Linked DNA regions of Homo sapiens: region 1 is linked to region 2. A link is a loop called in an ENCODE intact Hi-C map of the cell type or tissue named here. Cell type or tissue: PC-9. All regions are shown on one strand.

What was found. Hi-C counts contacts between places; a loop is a spot of excess contacts. Peaks named below come from ENCODE experiments on the same cell type or tissue, not always from the same donor. Only the 100,000 strongest peaks of a DNase experiment are listed, where the experiment ranks them.
Region 1: it touches region 2 in a loop (3-fold over the local background); 5 of 110 quality-filtered maps call a loop at or near these places.

What each region holds. Positions count from the first base shown.
Region 1 is chr17:67,796,925-67,804,924 of GRCh38, reverse strand. No RefSeq gene overlaps it. Among named protein-coding and RNA genes, the nearest start is that of BPTF, 25 kb to the left of the region's middle. In PC-9, CTCF peaks have their summits at 4,119 and 4,325 (motif pointing left); a DNase peak (open chromatin) is centred at 4,314.
Region 2 is chr17:67,887,733-67,895,732 of GRCh38, reverse strand. BPTF (bromodomain PHD finger transcription factor) reads right to left here. Exons shown (of 28, transcript NM_182641.4): 5 at 3,699-3,889; 6 at 2,008-2,363; 7 at 1,568-1,699. Among named protein-coding and RNA genes, the nearest start is that of BPTF, 66 kb to the right of the region's middle. In PC-9, CTCF peaks have their summits at 3,542 and 3,745 (motif pointing left); a DNase peak (open chromatin) is centred at 3,802; H3K27ac peaks cover 944 bases.

The DNA.
Region 1 (8,000 bases), 91 kb after region 2:
ATCGCACCTGCCCAATTTTTTTCCTTTTACTGTGTCTGTGGTTCCACAACTTCCTTTTTTCCCGTTCTCTATGGACTTTCTACCTAATTTGGACTCTGCTTAGATTGACCTAGTTTTCTTTTTAATCAAATCTTCAGGAACCAATTTATTACCATTAAAAATGATCTAACAAGCTTTATTTTTATCATTGTTTAAAATCCTCATTTTGAGTAACATAACCACAAAGTAAAGAATGTTATCATTGATTTAACCAGTAAAAGACAATACTTAACAATAAAATTTTAAAAACATACGCCAGCCGGCTTACCTGGTGAAAAAAATAATTGCGGCTGCGAGCTGCATTTGCCAGACAATGGTTTTAGATTTGCTGTGCACGCTGAACGCCATGAAAAATGGACTGCCTGGCCTCTTCATAAGGAAATCAATTACTTGCCTCATTCTGAGTGAAAAGAATGAAAGGATTTTAAAAATCATAATAACCAAAATGGGGAGAATAAAACAAACTGGGAAGAGGCATATCATACATTTCAAGCTAGTGTTGCTTTGTTTGAAAGTAAAGTCTTTATGCCTTCAAATATTTAAGGTGATTTTTATTCCTTCATTCTTGACTCCTCTGAAGCTCCTGGGAACACCCCCCCAAAAGCAGCTGCCAGCCTTTACTTCCTTTTTTTTTTTTTTTTTTTTTTGAGATGGAGTCTCCCTCTGTTTCCCAGGCTGGAGTGCAGTGGCGTTATCTTGGCTCCCTGCAAGCTCCGCCTCCCGGGTTCACACCATTCTCCGCCTCAGCCTCCCGAGTAGCTGGGATTACAGGCCGCTGCCACCACGCCCAGCTAATTTTTGTATTTTTAGTAGAGACGGGGTTTCACCGTGTTAGCCAGGATGGTCTTGATCTCCTGACCTCGTGATCCGCCCGCCTCCGCCTCCCAAAGTGCTGGGATTACAGGTGTGAGCCACCACGCAGCTGCCAGCCTTTAACCATGCCCCATGTCATTTTTTTCCCAGCTTGTCAGGACAGTCACTCAAACAGAGTCTCCTCTGATCCTCCCCAGCGCAGGCATCCCATTCAAGAATTTGCAGCCCGGCTCGCCTGGCAGTGGAAAACAAATTTTGTTTCCAGGGGGAAGTTACACATAATCTTTTTTTCTGAACTGGGCTTCCATCATACTTGAGTTACTTCTTTTGGCTCTGGGTGCTCCCTGAGCAGGCCTGGCTAGTAGGAAGTAAAGCAAGCACTGGTTTTTCAAAGCCCCATTTAGTCTTCCTAATGGGTCATTCTCACTGAGCACTATAGGGGCAAAAATATGTTGATTTCCTGATTGACTAAAGCTACCTTGAGTCATTTCAGCCATTTCATTATCTTCTCACCCTCACAAATACCACTTTCTCAGCCAGGAAGCTATAAAGCTGATGATGTCTTAGGAGATTTAGAATTTGATTAAACATTTATTTGCATTGCTCAAAACTGAATTTATAGTAGCTTGATCATAATATGAATGACCTTTTTTTTGTTGTTAGAGGAAGGGAAGACAGTAAATAAAACATACGTTTACATTTGCCAGCTGATGTTGAAGGCATATAGGATTTTCTTTTTCCTAAAAAAAAAGAGGCTGGGGAAAAGCTTCTTTTTCTTTTTCTTTTTTTTTTCTTTTTTTTTTCTGAGACACAGAGTCTTGATCTGTTGCCCAGGCTGGAATGCAGTGGCATGGTCTCAGCTCACTGCAACCTCTGCCTCCCGAGTAGCTGGGATTACAGTTGCCCACCACCATGCAGGGCTATTTTTGTATTTTTAGTAGAGGTGGGGTTTTACCATGTTGGCCAGGCTGGTCTCAAACTCCTGACCTCAAGTGATCTGCCTGCCTTGGCCTCCAAAGTGCTAGGGTGAGCTACCTTGCCTGGCCTTTTTTTTTTTTTTTTTTGAAACAGGGTCTCACTCTGCTCTGTTGCCTAGGCTGGAGTGCAGTGGCATGATCTCAGCTCACAGTAGCCTTGACCTCCTGGGCTCAAGTGATCCTCCCACTTCAGCCTCCAGGTAGCTGGGACTACAGGCACTTGCCACCATGCTAAGCATTTTTTTTTTTTTTTTGGATAGAGACGGGGTCTCACTATGTGCCCTGGCTGGTCTGGAACTCCTGGGCTCAAGCGATCCTCCTGCCTCAACCCCTCAAAGTGCTGGGATTATAGGCGTAAGCAAATGCACCCAGCCTGGGGTAAAGCTTCTTTTGCCTTGGCTGGGATCTATGGATTGTGTGGTGGTTAACTTTAGGTGTCAACTTGAATGGATTAAAGAATATCTAGAAACCTGGTAAAGCATTATTTATCCAATCTCCTAGGGTCCCGGAGAGAACAAAAACAGAGAGGTAACTATGTCAAGCTATCTGCTGGAGCTGGGACACATTCTTCCTCTCCTGTCCTTGGACAACAACTCCAGGCTCCCCAGCCTTCAAACTCCAGGACTTCTCCCCTCTCCTCCACCCTTCCTGGCTTCTCAGGCCTTTGGCCTTGAACTGAGAGCTACACCATCAGATTCCCTGATTCTGAGGCCTTCGGGACTTGAATTGAGCCATACTACCAGCCTCCCAGGGTCTCCAGTCTGCAGACGACCTGTTTTGGGACTTCTTGCCAATTTCCCTAATAAATAAACTCCATTTCGTCTTTCTCTCTTTCTCTCCTGTTGAATCTGTCTCCCTGGAGAACCCTGACTAATACAGATTGAGGCTGGAAGGAATGGATCTTCTTTGCCTTGTCCTGGGAAAACACACATCCACGTACATACAGTAGATTGCCCTTACAAACAGGTATGGCCAGGCTGGACCAAATTCTATAGGCTCTGACCTCAGCCAGGGCTACTGTAGTCTTATAGCAGTCACTCCCCAGGACTGCGCCTTGCTTTGCTGATTGTCTGACTCCTTCGTGTTCAGAAAAGCAGACCCAGATCACAGAGGCAAGGAACAGAAGGCAGTCTTGCAGACATGCCTCAACCCGTTTACATAGATTGAATCCCTTGGCCAGATCAGTGGCCCAGAAATGAATGAATGGAATCTCTCAGACCACCTGCAGCTACCTGACTTACCTGACCCCTCCGCTAGGAGGTGCTCAACATAACTATGGGGTGAAACTGGCCAGGCTGCGGGACATGGGGTGATGAAAGTATGACCAGCCCTTCAATCTAGCCTGCTTGCAGTCTTTTTTTTTTTTTTTTTTTGAGACAGAGTTTTGCTCTTGTCACCCAGGCTAGATTGCAATGGCGCGATCTCGGCTCACAGCAACCTCTGTCTCCCGGGTTCAAGCGATTCTTCCATCTCAGGCCCGCCCTGCTTGGAGTCTTTTTATTAAAGATATCAGATGTGGCCAGGCGTGGTGGCTCATGCCTGTAAGCCCAACTCTTTGGGAGGCCAAGGCGGGTGGATCACTTGAGACCAGGAGGTCGAGACCAGCCTGGGCAATATGGTAAAATCCCGTCTCTACAAAAAATACAAAAATTAGCCAGGCACGCACCTGTAGTCCCAGTTGCTTGGGAAGCTGAGGTGGGAGGATGGTTCGGGCCCAGGAGGCAGAGGTTGCAGTGAGCCTAGATTGCACCACTGCACTCCAGCCTTGGTAACAGAGATCCTGCCTCAAACAAACCAACCCACCAAAGATGTCACATGTATCTTTGCCCTAAAAAACACTCAGTACATTTTGATCAGAAGAGTGTTTAAGCTGTGTCATGGAATAATTTTTTGGGAAGGCTGGATTTGGAAGTTTTATTAAGACATCAAGGTGTAATATTTAAAACCCAGATCACTCTGGACCTGGGAATGGAAGTTAAAAACAGATGTCAAGGCTGGGCATGGTGGCTCACGCCTGTAATCCCAGCACTTTGGGAGGCCGAGGCAGGTGGATCATTTGAGGTCAGGAGTTCGAGCCCAGCCTGGCCAACATGGTGAAACCCCGTCTCTACTAAAAATACAAAAATTAGCCGGGCATGGTGGTGGATGCCTGTAATCCCAGCTACTTGGGAGGCCAAGACAGGAGAATCGATTGAACCCAGGAGGTGGAGGTTGCAGTGAACAGAGATCGTGCCACTGTATTCCAGCCTGGGTGACAGAGTGAGACATATCTAAAAACAAAAAACAAACAAACAAAAAAACCCACAGATGTCAAGATAAGTGTTGAGCAGTTTAAGGAAGTGCAATGTTTTCAGGCTTGGGCAGTGCCCCTGCTCTCTTCCAGGGGCTGATAAAGCGTGCAGCCCAGCCTTCTGAGCTGTGACATCCTCTTCCATTGGGTGATGTTCTTATCCATTTGCCAGACTGGCCTGAGCCTCTGGCCAGCATTTCTAGACCAACAACAGGGGCGCCACCTCCAGGCCAATCCCCATAAGTGTAGTTTTGTGAGCCGGACTGACGTGGGTTATGTTCAGTTCAGACAGTGCGTTCTCAAGCAGAGCAAAGGGTCTGGGTTCCTGGATTAGGAGACCCCTTACCCCAAGCAATTCTAGAATCTAGGATTCGCCGGGTGCAATGGCGCATGCCTGTAATCCCAGCACTTTGGGAGGCCAAGGCGGGAGGATCACTTGAGCCCAGGAGTTTGAGGCCAGCCTGAGCAACACAGCGAGACCCTGTTTCTATAGAAATAAAAAAATTAGCTGGACGTGGTGGTGCACACCTGTGGTCCCAGCTACTGGGGAGGCTGAAGGAGGAGGATCACTTGAGCCCAGGACTTCAGGGTTATACTGAGCTATGATCAAGCACTGTATTCCAGCCCGGGTGACAGAATGAGACGATGTCTCTAAAAAAAAAACAAACAAAAATGGATTTCTTTGCTACCAGCTTCACTGTGTGCTTTGTTTCAGAGATTGAGAACTCTTTCCAAAAACTGACTTCCCTAAAGTCAGCCTAGCCTCATATCCTCAAGGCAAGCTCATCCAGCTTGTATCAAGAAGTCCCCAGCCTGGCCGGGGAGCAGTGGCTCACGCCTGTAATCCCAGCACTTTGGGAGGCAGAGGCGGGCGGATCACGAGGTCAGGAGATTGAGACCATCCTGGCTAACATGGTGAAACCCTGTCTCTATTAAAAGTACAAAAATTAGCCGGGCGTGGTGGCGAGCGCCTGTAGTCCCAGCTACTTGGGAGGCTGAGGCAGGAGAATGGCGTGAACCCGGGAGGCAGAGCTTGCAGTGAGCTGAGATCACGCCACTGCACTCCAGCCTGGGCGACAGAGCGAGAGTCCGCCTCAAAAAACAAAAAAGAAGTCCCTAGCTTTCTCAAGCTGGCAGGAGAAGGACACACAAAAAAGTCTTCAGCCTAAATGACTTACTCTCCTGTGACTCCACAGCAAGAAAACTGGATGATTAACGTCAGTGACCTCATGGTGAAGAAGACAGCATTGCTAGTGATCTAAGTGGCCTTCAAGGGGGGCATTCCCCATTACCTGACAGCTAGGAGTGCTTGGAGCACACTTGGTTCAGCTCATGCCTCCTCGCAGTCTTCAAAGAGTTTGCTTCCCGTATTTGTGAGCTGAGCAGCCTAAACTGTTTGGTAGATATCCTGCCAGCAAGACCACAATGGCAGGGGATGGCAGAGAAGTCCCGCATCCAAAGCACCGTGGCCTGGGAACTCTGCAGGCATGCCGGCTCTGTTGCTGTGAGTCTAAACAGTTCTGCAAGGCCATCATCCAGTTGGCTGAGATCCAAGCCTGCTCAAAGCTAAAAAAATGCACAGGATCGGCTGGGTGCGGTGGCTCACACCTGTAATCCCAGCACTTTGGGAGGCCAAGGCAGGCAGATCACGAGGTCAAGAGATCGAGACCAGCCTGACCAACATGGTGAAACCCTGTCCCTACTAAAAATACAAAAATTAGCTGGGCATGGTGGCATGCACCTGTAGACCCAGCTACTCAGGAGGCTGAGGCAAGAGAATTGCTTGAACCTGGGAGGCAGAGGTTGCAGTGAGCCAAGATCGCGCCACTGCACTCCAGCCTGGCAACAGAGTGAGACTCCATCTAAAAAATAAAAAAATAAGAAAAATGCACAGGTTCCTCCTCCACCAGTATAGCCATCAATGTCCTGGCAGTAGGAAACTGCGCATCAGTGCTGGGACTGGGGAGGACACTACTCAGTATGCCACTGGGCGTCCTTCAAAATCCTAAACATGGGCCCATGGAACTTTTGGTGGCCCTGTGGTCTAGAGATTGTCTCCCAAATTCATCAGTTCTTGAGTTATAGGTACACTGGATAAGGATAGACAGCAATGGTCCTAAAGGCTACTATACCCTCTCTGGGCCCTCTCCATGCCTGTGACCATCACACCATCATGGTACAGGAGGGAGTATCCTAAGATGTCACGTTTCATCCCCCGTACTGGACCTTTCCACCTGGTGCCTGGTGAAATGCGTCAATTAAGTTCTAGAGAACGCTCTGCTTCCTGACCACTGGGAAACACAGGACACCACCCGCCTTTATTCTGCAAAATTTGCATAGAGTTCACTACATTCCCGTGTCTAAAACACACTGACACATCAGCCATGGCCTCCATTCCTTGTACCTTCTAAATCATCAACCACCGTATAAGCAAACGGCTAGGACCTTAAGTGCTTGCACCTAAGGGATGCAGATCAGAATCATCTGAGAAGCTTTTAGGCCAGGTGCGGTGGCTCATACCTGTAATCCCAGCACTTTGGGAGGCTGAAGCAGGCAGATCACTTGAGATCAGGAGTTCAAGACCAGCCTGGCCAACATGGTGAAACCCCGTCTCTACAAAAATAAAAAATAAAAAGTTAGTGAGATGGCATGCACCTGTAATCCCAGCTACTCGGGAGGCTGAGGCAAGAGAATCATGTGAACCCGGGAGGTGGAGGTTGCAGTGAGCCGAGATCGCATCACTGCACTCCAGCCTGGGTGACAAAGTGAGATCCTGTCTCAAAACAGATATTTCAGGCCAGGCACAGTGGCACACGCCTGTAATCCCAGCACTTTGAGAGGGTGAGGCAGATGGCTCACCTCAGGTCAGGAGTTCGAGACTAGCCTGGCAAACATGGTGAAACCCTGTCTCTATTAAAAATACAAAAATTGGCTGGGCGCAGTGGCTCACTCCTGTAATCTCAGCACTTTGGGAGGCCAAGGCGGGCAGATCATCTGAGGCTGGGAGTTCGAGACCAGCCTGACCAACATGGAGAAACCCCGTCTCTACTAAAAATACAAAATTATTCTGGTGCGGTGGCACATGCCTCTAATCCCAGCTATTCAGGAAGGCTGAGGCAGGAGAATTGCTTGAACCCGGGAGGCGGAGGTTGCAGTGAGCAGATCGCGCCATTGCACTCCAGCCTGGGCAACAAGAGCAAAACTCCGTCTCAAAAAAAAAAAAAAATTAGCTGAGTGTGGTGGCATGCGCCTGTGATCCCAGCTACTCTGGAGGCTGAGGCAGGAGAATCACTTGAACCCAGATGGTAGAGGTTGCAGTGAGCCCAGATCTCACCATTGCACTCTCTCTGGATGACAGACCGAGACACCATCTCAAAAAGCATACAAACAAACAAAAAGGCATTTCACCAGGTGAGTGAAGGGATGCCCTGCCCTGCCCTGCCCAGAGGAGGACTTAGAAGGGTTTGGTTCCTGCCCCAGTTCTGGTCCTTTGCTTAGCCAGCCCAGCCACCCTCAAAAGCCAGCCCTGAGCATCATCTGACAGCCCAAGCACCCTCCCTGCCTCCCAATTTGATCCTCACCTGATCAAAGTTTTCTCTTCTCTCCCTGGTTCCAAACCCTGATCCCATGTCTCTTCCTGGGTCTCTTATGAATGTGAAGCCCAGTTTGCTGAACAACTTCTGGCTCAGTTTCCTCCTCCAGATCTAATGAGAACTCCCTGATTCAGGCCCCCAGTTCTGAGGATTCCACTCCTCAATTCAGCTGCCAGAGGAGGCCCAACCCCCAGCGCCTTTGTAAGGGGTAAGGAGAGGACTAAATCCTTTTGTGCTTAGCATCTGTCACTCAGCAAGGTTTCTGATACACAGTTCCATGTATCCATG
Region 2 (8,000 bases):
CCCAGCACTCCGGTAGGCTGAGGCAGGCAGATTGCTTGAGCCCAGAGTTCAAGAACAGCCTGGGCAACATAATGAGACCCCGTGTCTATAAAAAATACAAAAATTAGCCAGGCATAGTGGAATGCGTCTGTAGTCCCAACTACTCAGGAGGCTGAGGTGAGAGGATAACCTTAGCCCAGGGAGGTCAAGGCTGCAGTGAGCTGTGATGGCGCCACTGTACTCCAGCCTGGGTGACAGTGAGATCCTGTGTCAAAAAAAAAAAAAAAAAAATGTATGTGGTGGAAACACCAAAGAAAACTGGGAGCCATACCTTTAGCAAATGAAAACCATTTAGTAGGCATAAATGTACTTTTCTCAAAAACATATATTACATTCCTTTTTTTTTTTTTTTTTTTTTTTTGAGATGAAGTCTTGCTCTGTCACCCAGGCTGGAGTGCAGTGGTGCAATCTCGGTTCACTGTAACCTCCGCCTCCTGAGTTAAAGTGATTCTCCTGCCTCAGCCTCCCGAGTACCTGGGACTACAGGCATGTGCCACCACACCCAGCTAATTTTTGTGTTTTTAGTACCTCGGTCTCCCTAGGTGCTGGGATTACAGAAGTTGAGCCCATGTGCCTGGCTTGTATTTATATTTTAAAAACTATAGGGCTATGCCTTTGGAGTGGACTCTGTAGAAAAGATTGGGGCAGAGAAGATAAAATGGTTCTTACTTTTTGCTTTATGCCCTTAAATATTCTATTATTTACCATAACCTTAGTTTTGTAATAATAACTTTTTAAAGACTAAAGTTACAAAGCAAGTCTATCAGGGCTAAAAAGTAGATTCAAGTCACAAAATTTTCTTTCTTTTTAATCATCTGTTGAAGTTGCACAGCCCTGGGTCTACTCAGGAGCTATATGATCTTTGGTTGGACAATGAACTTTAAAAACAGATGTAAATCAGATTCCTAGCATAGTGCCTACAAGATTCCAGAATACTAAAAAATGTGAGTGCTCTTTCTAGTCAATAAAAATGCTATTTACTTTAGAAAATATTTTAAATTTTCATATACCAGATCTCTTTTGATCTTCATCACAATCCTGTATGGCAAATAAGAACTAATATTCATGGTGGGTGCGGTGGCTCACACCTGTAATCCCGGCACTTTGGGAGGCCGAGGAGGGCAGATCACAAGGTCAGGAGTTCAAGACCAGCCTAGCCAACACAGTGAAACCATGTCTCTACTAAAAATACAAATAATTAGCTGGGCACAGTGGCGGGTGCCTGTAATCCTAGCTACTTGGGAGGCTGAAACAAGAGAATCGCTTGAATATGGGAGGCAGAGGTTACAGCAAGCCGAGACTACACCACTGCATGCTAGCCTGGGCAACAGTGCAAGACTCTGTCTCAAAAAAAAAAGAAAGAACTAATAATATTCATTCATGTTTACAACTTATATAGGAAGAAAATGAGGCCAAAAGTAAAGTCTTCAATATGGCCTCTTAAATATATTAACTTTCATTATTAATAGGCTAGTATTTCAAAAGGGAGTCCAATACTCATCATTTACAAGGCTCAGAATTCATTTACCTGGTATGTCCTAAAGATTCTCGCCATATTGGTAGCATCACAACTGGTTTAACTGCACACTCCAAAATGGCTAAAGCCAATGCAAATTCTCTGGGTTTGCTACACATCTGAACTGCCTTGATCCAATTTGCCCTGTATTTCAGAAGAAATGAGAGAAATTATTTCACTAGGTTGACCTTAAATTAAAAGCACAATAGTTGTAACTTTGGCCTCCATCTGATTCCAGGTATAAAGACGATGACTCCTAAAAATCCTCCAAATAGTTAGTGGTGTCGGTTCAGTAAGTTAGAAGTACACTCATGCCTCTAATGTCCTGTCTGCTGACCACATTGACTTCATTCAACTCATTGGTAATGACGTTTTCAAATGCACAACTACAACAATCATTTTATAAACATTTAGTATATTTACAGCAATAAATTAACCTTAGTTTCCTTTACCTATGTGATGCCCAGTTGGGATGAAGAAAGGATGAAGGGATGTTGTTTTCTAATTGGGTGATAGTCAGTCTCAGAGTAGATATGGTAAGAACTTTGGACCCATGGACAGAACCGTTCCATTTGAACTCTCCTGCTGGAGTCAGACAGAACTTATGTGCAAGATGCCTTCTCTTATCATGGTCTTCTCTGTGCTGGTGCTTATTCAAAGCAAATGAATTGGTGGAGTATTGATTGTGGTAGACGCGATACTTCCCTTCTTGACCCAATTTAAAATAATTGTTGATATTTCCTTTCATGATCACTTCCTTTTTGGTGCTCAACCGTGAAATTTCTCCTTGAGAGTTAACTACCAGTACCTGACCAAAAAAATAAAAAGACTGCATTATTTATGTCAATCAAAGATGTGAATTTCATCTAATCAACTGTCTTTCAATAATTAAAATTAATCATTCAAAGTAAGTTAAGATAAATCTTATGATAGAACTTTTGAAGTCTAAAAGCTAAGTTAAAAGTAAAGCTAATTGTTTACAATTAAACAACCAAGATATGCCTGCAGAAAGAAAACTAACACATATTAAGTACCTATTACATGTCAGATACTATTATTCACTGCTTTCATGTATTAATACTTCAAATATACCCATGAAACCATACATATAAATTACTCACCTATCATTTTTTTCAAGTTTATAACATATACTTAAGGGAAAAAGAAGGGCATCGCATGTACTATCCCCCAAAAAATATATTCCTAAAAACATCCTTTCGGGTCCTTTTATCATTCCAGCTACAGTGTAAGACCCCATGGATACTTCAAAATAGTATTTTCAAACAGTTGATCCCAACTCTTAGTGGACTATCAGATAAACAGTGGCCTTATTCAGCTTTTTTAAAAAATAAAATGTAATGCAATAGGCTAGCACAGAAAATATCAGAGTGCTTCCCACATCATAAAGTAAAATAGTATTTCAGAAAGCTTTTGAATATGTGTACTGGGCTGCTATGAAAAAATGTGTATGTGACTGAGGGTCAGAGTCAAAAAGAAGTATGAAAGCCATTGCTTTTAAGCAATTGCTGCAATGTTAAGAATGTCCTTTATTCTTGCATATCTACCCTGCAAATAATTCTCGAATATGGGAGACAAAGTTGGGACCATGTCCTGTCACCACGGCTAGCTGAAGCACAGAGATACCGAGTCCTAGCTCTGATCCCATTGTTCATGATCAGAGCTGGGATGCCATGCTGTCCTATCCACAGTACTCTGCTATCAGTGGGTAAGCCTCATCCTCTAATTAGCTGCAGGTTCACCTGAAGTGATCATAGCTAGAACTGAGCAGTGAATCATCTACAGTTCTTTAATAAACCATAAAACCCAAAATAGCCTACTCATATGTGTAAAGAAGGCTTTAATTCTTTAGAATTATATGTAGAATAAAACTGTTCATGTAGTAAGAAAGTGTATCAGCCATTTATAGCATTTTTATGCCTTGACTGAAATTTGGGTACGCAACTATGCTTATAAAGCCTAATACTTTCAGTCTTGTTAACTACTACAGTTTCGGAAACAGAGAAAATATAATTCAAAAATAGGTCTACAAATTTCTACAAATTTCCAGCCCCTATTTTTAAGGTGTGGTAATTAAAATTATCTCACATTCCACAGATTTTTGTTTTAAACAGAAAGAACACACCTCTTTGCCCTCCTTAAATAATTTATTTGCTTCATGTGCAGCGGCTGCCACCTGCTGGCTCTTCAGCTGACTAAGTTTGCTATCTGGATTCCGCAATCTGGTGATGATTCGAGTTGAGCCAGATGCTCCTTTTCCAGCTCCAGGAGATTCACTTAGCTCCCCGTTGGACTTCTCCGATTTGAAATCACCTACTGTCAAATGAATAGGCCACAAAGCAATTGCTGACAATAAGTAAATAATTATAACCACCTTATTTCACCAAAACTCGTATCTGGTGTATGTGTAAGATCCACAAAGTAAACAGATAAAAAAAGGCCCTTGAATGGCAAAGCAAGTATCATTATTCCTTAAGTTTTTTACTTAAAAGAAAATATGTTGTAACTTTACTGTGAGTCATCTATTATTCCACAAAAAATTGAAACATGCTGGGTTATCTGTTTAAAAACTCATCTGTTTGAAAACAGGAAGAGCTGCTACAAACTTACAAGTAACAAACATAATAATAACTCAAAAAGCAAACTAACAAAGTGTTGCCTTATATATTCAATATGGATTTCTGTATAAAAAGGTTTAAGTTTTTGAAAGATTTCCACTGAAATTCTGTTTAAATACCAAATAGTTTTGAGCTTATAAACATAAATGTCATGAATTTTCCACTAGGGAATTTAGATAATTATCTGTGTAGGCTTATCAATATAAAACAATCAACTAAATTAGTTTTTTATAACCTAATAAAGACCTCTCAACATTTTCCTAGTAAATTTTTAAGGACACACTAAACTCCACAGGAGCAAATTTCTGCTTTACATACTGATCAATCTCACTTTGGCTGAATTTTTTTTTTCTTTTTTTTGAGACAGGGTCTCATTCTGTTGCTCAGGCTGGAGTGCAGTGGCACAATCTCAGTTCACCTCAGCCTCAACCCCCAGGCTCAGGTGATTCTCCCATCTCAGCCTTCCAAGTAGCTGGAACCACAGGCATGCACCAGCACACCTGACTAATTTTTTGTATTTTCTGCAGAGATGGGGTTTCGCCATATTGCCCAGGCTGGAAAAATTTGTATACATTCTAAAACTACTGCATCACTGTTAAATTTCCATTGACCAGATAGTTGAATAAGCTCTGATTTTTCCTTTTTAATTTAAAGCTTTAAAAAAATGAAGACACTGTGGCACTGGCAAATGAAAAGACAGATAATTTACTATATGATATATAATAAAGATGGCATTTTAAGTAAATAGAGAAAAACTAGGATTGGGAAAACTGGCTATGCATTTTGGGGAAAATAATTAAGACAATTTTGTAAACATCTGTTAATTTTACCTGTTCCATACCCCTTCTTTCCTTTGGGGAGATACTTCCCTCACCACCGCCCTCCCACACTTTAATCATATGATTCTGCCAGGGCTGCAAATCAAGTATGTTGCCCCTTTGGAGCGAGCAGCAGGACCCAGCGTGGCCAGACAAAGCACACCACTAGCTGGCCACAGTGACTGTCCCAGGACTGGCTCTTTGGCTCAATCCTCTCAGCATCCTTTTCCAGTTTTTAAAATCCAGAGATGGAGAAGGGGTCTTTGCTTTTTGTACTAATGAGCAGGAAGGGTGTAAATCAGAAGTTGGCCACTTTTATTCCCACAACATGGAGAAAACCGTTGATAACAGCAAACAATAAGCCCATCACAAAGAAGAAATAAACAGAAAAATATGAAACGGCAAAATCAGAAGTAGCCTCGATAACCTCATTTGGCTCCCTAGATCCAACAATGCACCTGAGGCTGTCACCAACACTGGACTTCTCAATAGTGTATGTCAATAAAATTCCCTTTTTAAGCAAGTTTGATGTATTTCTATCAAAACCAGTAAATTCTAAATAATCTGGTAGAATATTTTAAGATTTTGACTCCAAAATATCACACTACTACAGTTTTGGAAATAAAGAAAATACAATTCAAAAGTAGGTCTAGAAATTTCTACAAATTTCCAGCCCCGATTTTTAAGGTATGGTAATTAAAATTATCTCACATTCCACAGATTTTTGTTTTAAACAGAAAGAACACACCTCTTTGCCCTCCTTAAATAATAAGTCAAAATGGAGAGAGGGTACTGAGCATCTTGCCACCCCAGGCTGGAAAGCAAGTCACTTTGGATGTGTGGTAGCAAAGCAGTTGGTCAGACTATCAATTTTCTCTTGGGTCTCAGATCATGGAGGTTTTTTTTCTTTTTTTTGAGATGGAGTTTCGCTCTTGTCGCCCAGGCTGGAGTGCAGTGGTGCGATCTCGGCTCACTGCAACCTCTGCCTCCTGGGTTCAAGCGATTCTCCTGCCTCAGCCTCCCAAGTAGCTGGGATTACAGGCGCCCGCCACCATGCCCAGCTAATTTTTGTATTTTTAGTAGAGACGGGGTTTCACCATGTTGGTCAGGCTGGTCTTGAACCCCTGACCTCCAGTGATCCACCCGTCTCAGCCTCCCAAAGTGCTGGGATTACAGGCGTGAGCCACTGCGCCTGGCCTTCAGATCATGGAGTTTTATGCCAAGATGTTGAACTATGGTGGTTAGTTCTTGGGACCATCTATAAAGTCCTGTAATAGATACTTTTTAGACATCATTTGGTCTGGGTCAGATTTCCCGAAAAGAGAAAGAGAATGACACAGTGCTTTTAAAAAGCTTCCTAATTCAGAGCCAACAATCCAATACTGCTCAGAGTCAATCCTTTATCACTTGCTAAATTTAGTGCAAATAAGGGAAAGGAGGAGAAAATTACCACAGGGGTAAGACTTAAAGGAATGGAGAAAAAGAACTAAACTGAGGGTAGAGGTCTTTACTGAACACCCTCTGCCCAAAGGCCATATTCCTCCTATTATAAAGCAGTGGATCCTTGTGATGCAGCCTGGCAGCAGGCTACAGATCTACATCAGCCTCTGCAGCTCACTGTTTAATGATACCAGCAGGCAGAAGCCTACACAAACTCTTCACCTGAGGACTAGGACTATTGGCCTACTAAACAGATAAACTGAGGAAGTGGAGGGTGTTCACCTTCATGGATCCTAAAGCAAGTTACTGGGCATTAAGTACTAGCTGGGAACCTAGGAATCTACAAGTGAGTGCTACTGTCAGAAAAAACCCCAAACCTGCCAAATAGGGTTATATGATTGTTTAATCCTATAGAAGTCCCCAGCAACCCAACCCCAGTAACAGACAGCAGGAACTAGGCAGGTAAAACAGAATGGCCTCCAGAAGGGGAATCTTCTTATATGTTTCTCACCTCTCAAACACAGCCATTCTCCCAGAAAAACAATGGCATCCAGTTTTATTAAAGAACACCCTCTACTATGTTTATGAGTGTCATAGGCAGTTAAATTCATAATGTGGCTCATGGATTGTGAGATCAAGATAAGCCACCTCGAGATCTACTGGAATTTAATTTTTTTTTTTTTTTTTTTTTTTTGAGACGGAGTCTCGTTCTGTCACCCAGACTGGAGTGCAGTGGCACGATCTCGGCTCACTGCAACCTCTGCCTCCTGGGTTCAAGCAATTCTCCTGCCTCAGCCTCCCCAGTAGCTGGGATTACAGGCACACACCACCATGCCCGGCTAGTATTTTTTGTATTTTTAGTAGAGACAGGGTTTCACTATGTTGGCCAGACTGGTCTCGAACTCCTGACCTCGTGATCCGCCCGCCTTGGCCTCCCAAAGTGCTGGGATTACAGGTGTGAGCCACCGAGCCCGGCCCAGATCTACTGAAATTAATATACACACAGAGAAATACTAGATTTAGGTCTAGATACAATTACAGGATGTAACTGTGGGAAAGAGGTTTTTGAAAAAGTTTTAAGTTGTGGGTGAAATCTTTGCATTATATTAGGCAGAACCATTTTTGAATTGTATGTATGAGAACAAATGTGAGTACACACACGTGCTGAGCTACCAAAGGATGGAAGTGTAGATATTTACTATGCTATAATATTTGCAGCGTCCCTGTTTCCTTAGAAAACCATTCCTACCCAACTTTTGCTGGAGGCATCAATCGTAGTACCTTGCCTGCCCTGGCCATAGGGTTAGAAACAATATGATCCAAGATAAGCCACTCAAATTCCTTCCTCAAGGGCTTCTGATTTGGAGCAGAAGTAGGGGCCTTGCCTTTGGGTCACAGACCTTGGAAACATATAAATACAAATTGCTGGTGCCATCTTCCCTGCCACATGGGAATAGCCTGTCTGTACTGGGAGAGAATGAGGTTAACACACATAAATATATGTAGACCTAAAAGGTGAGAGAGAGAGGAAAACAAAGAGTTTGATACCTG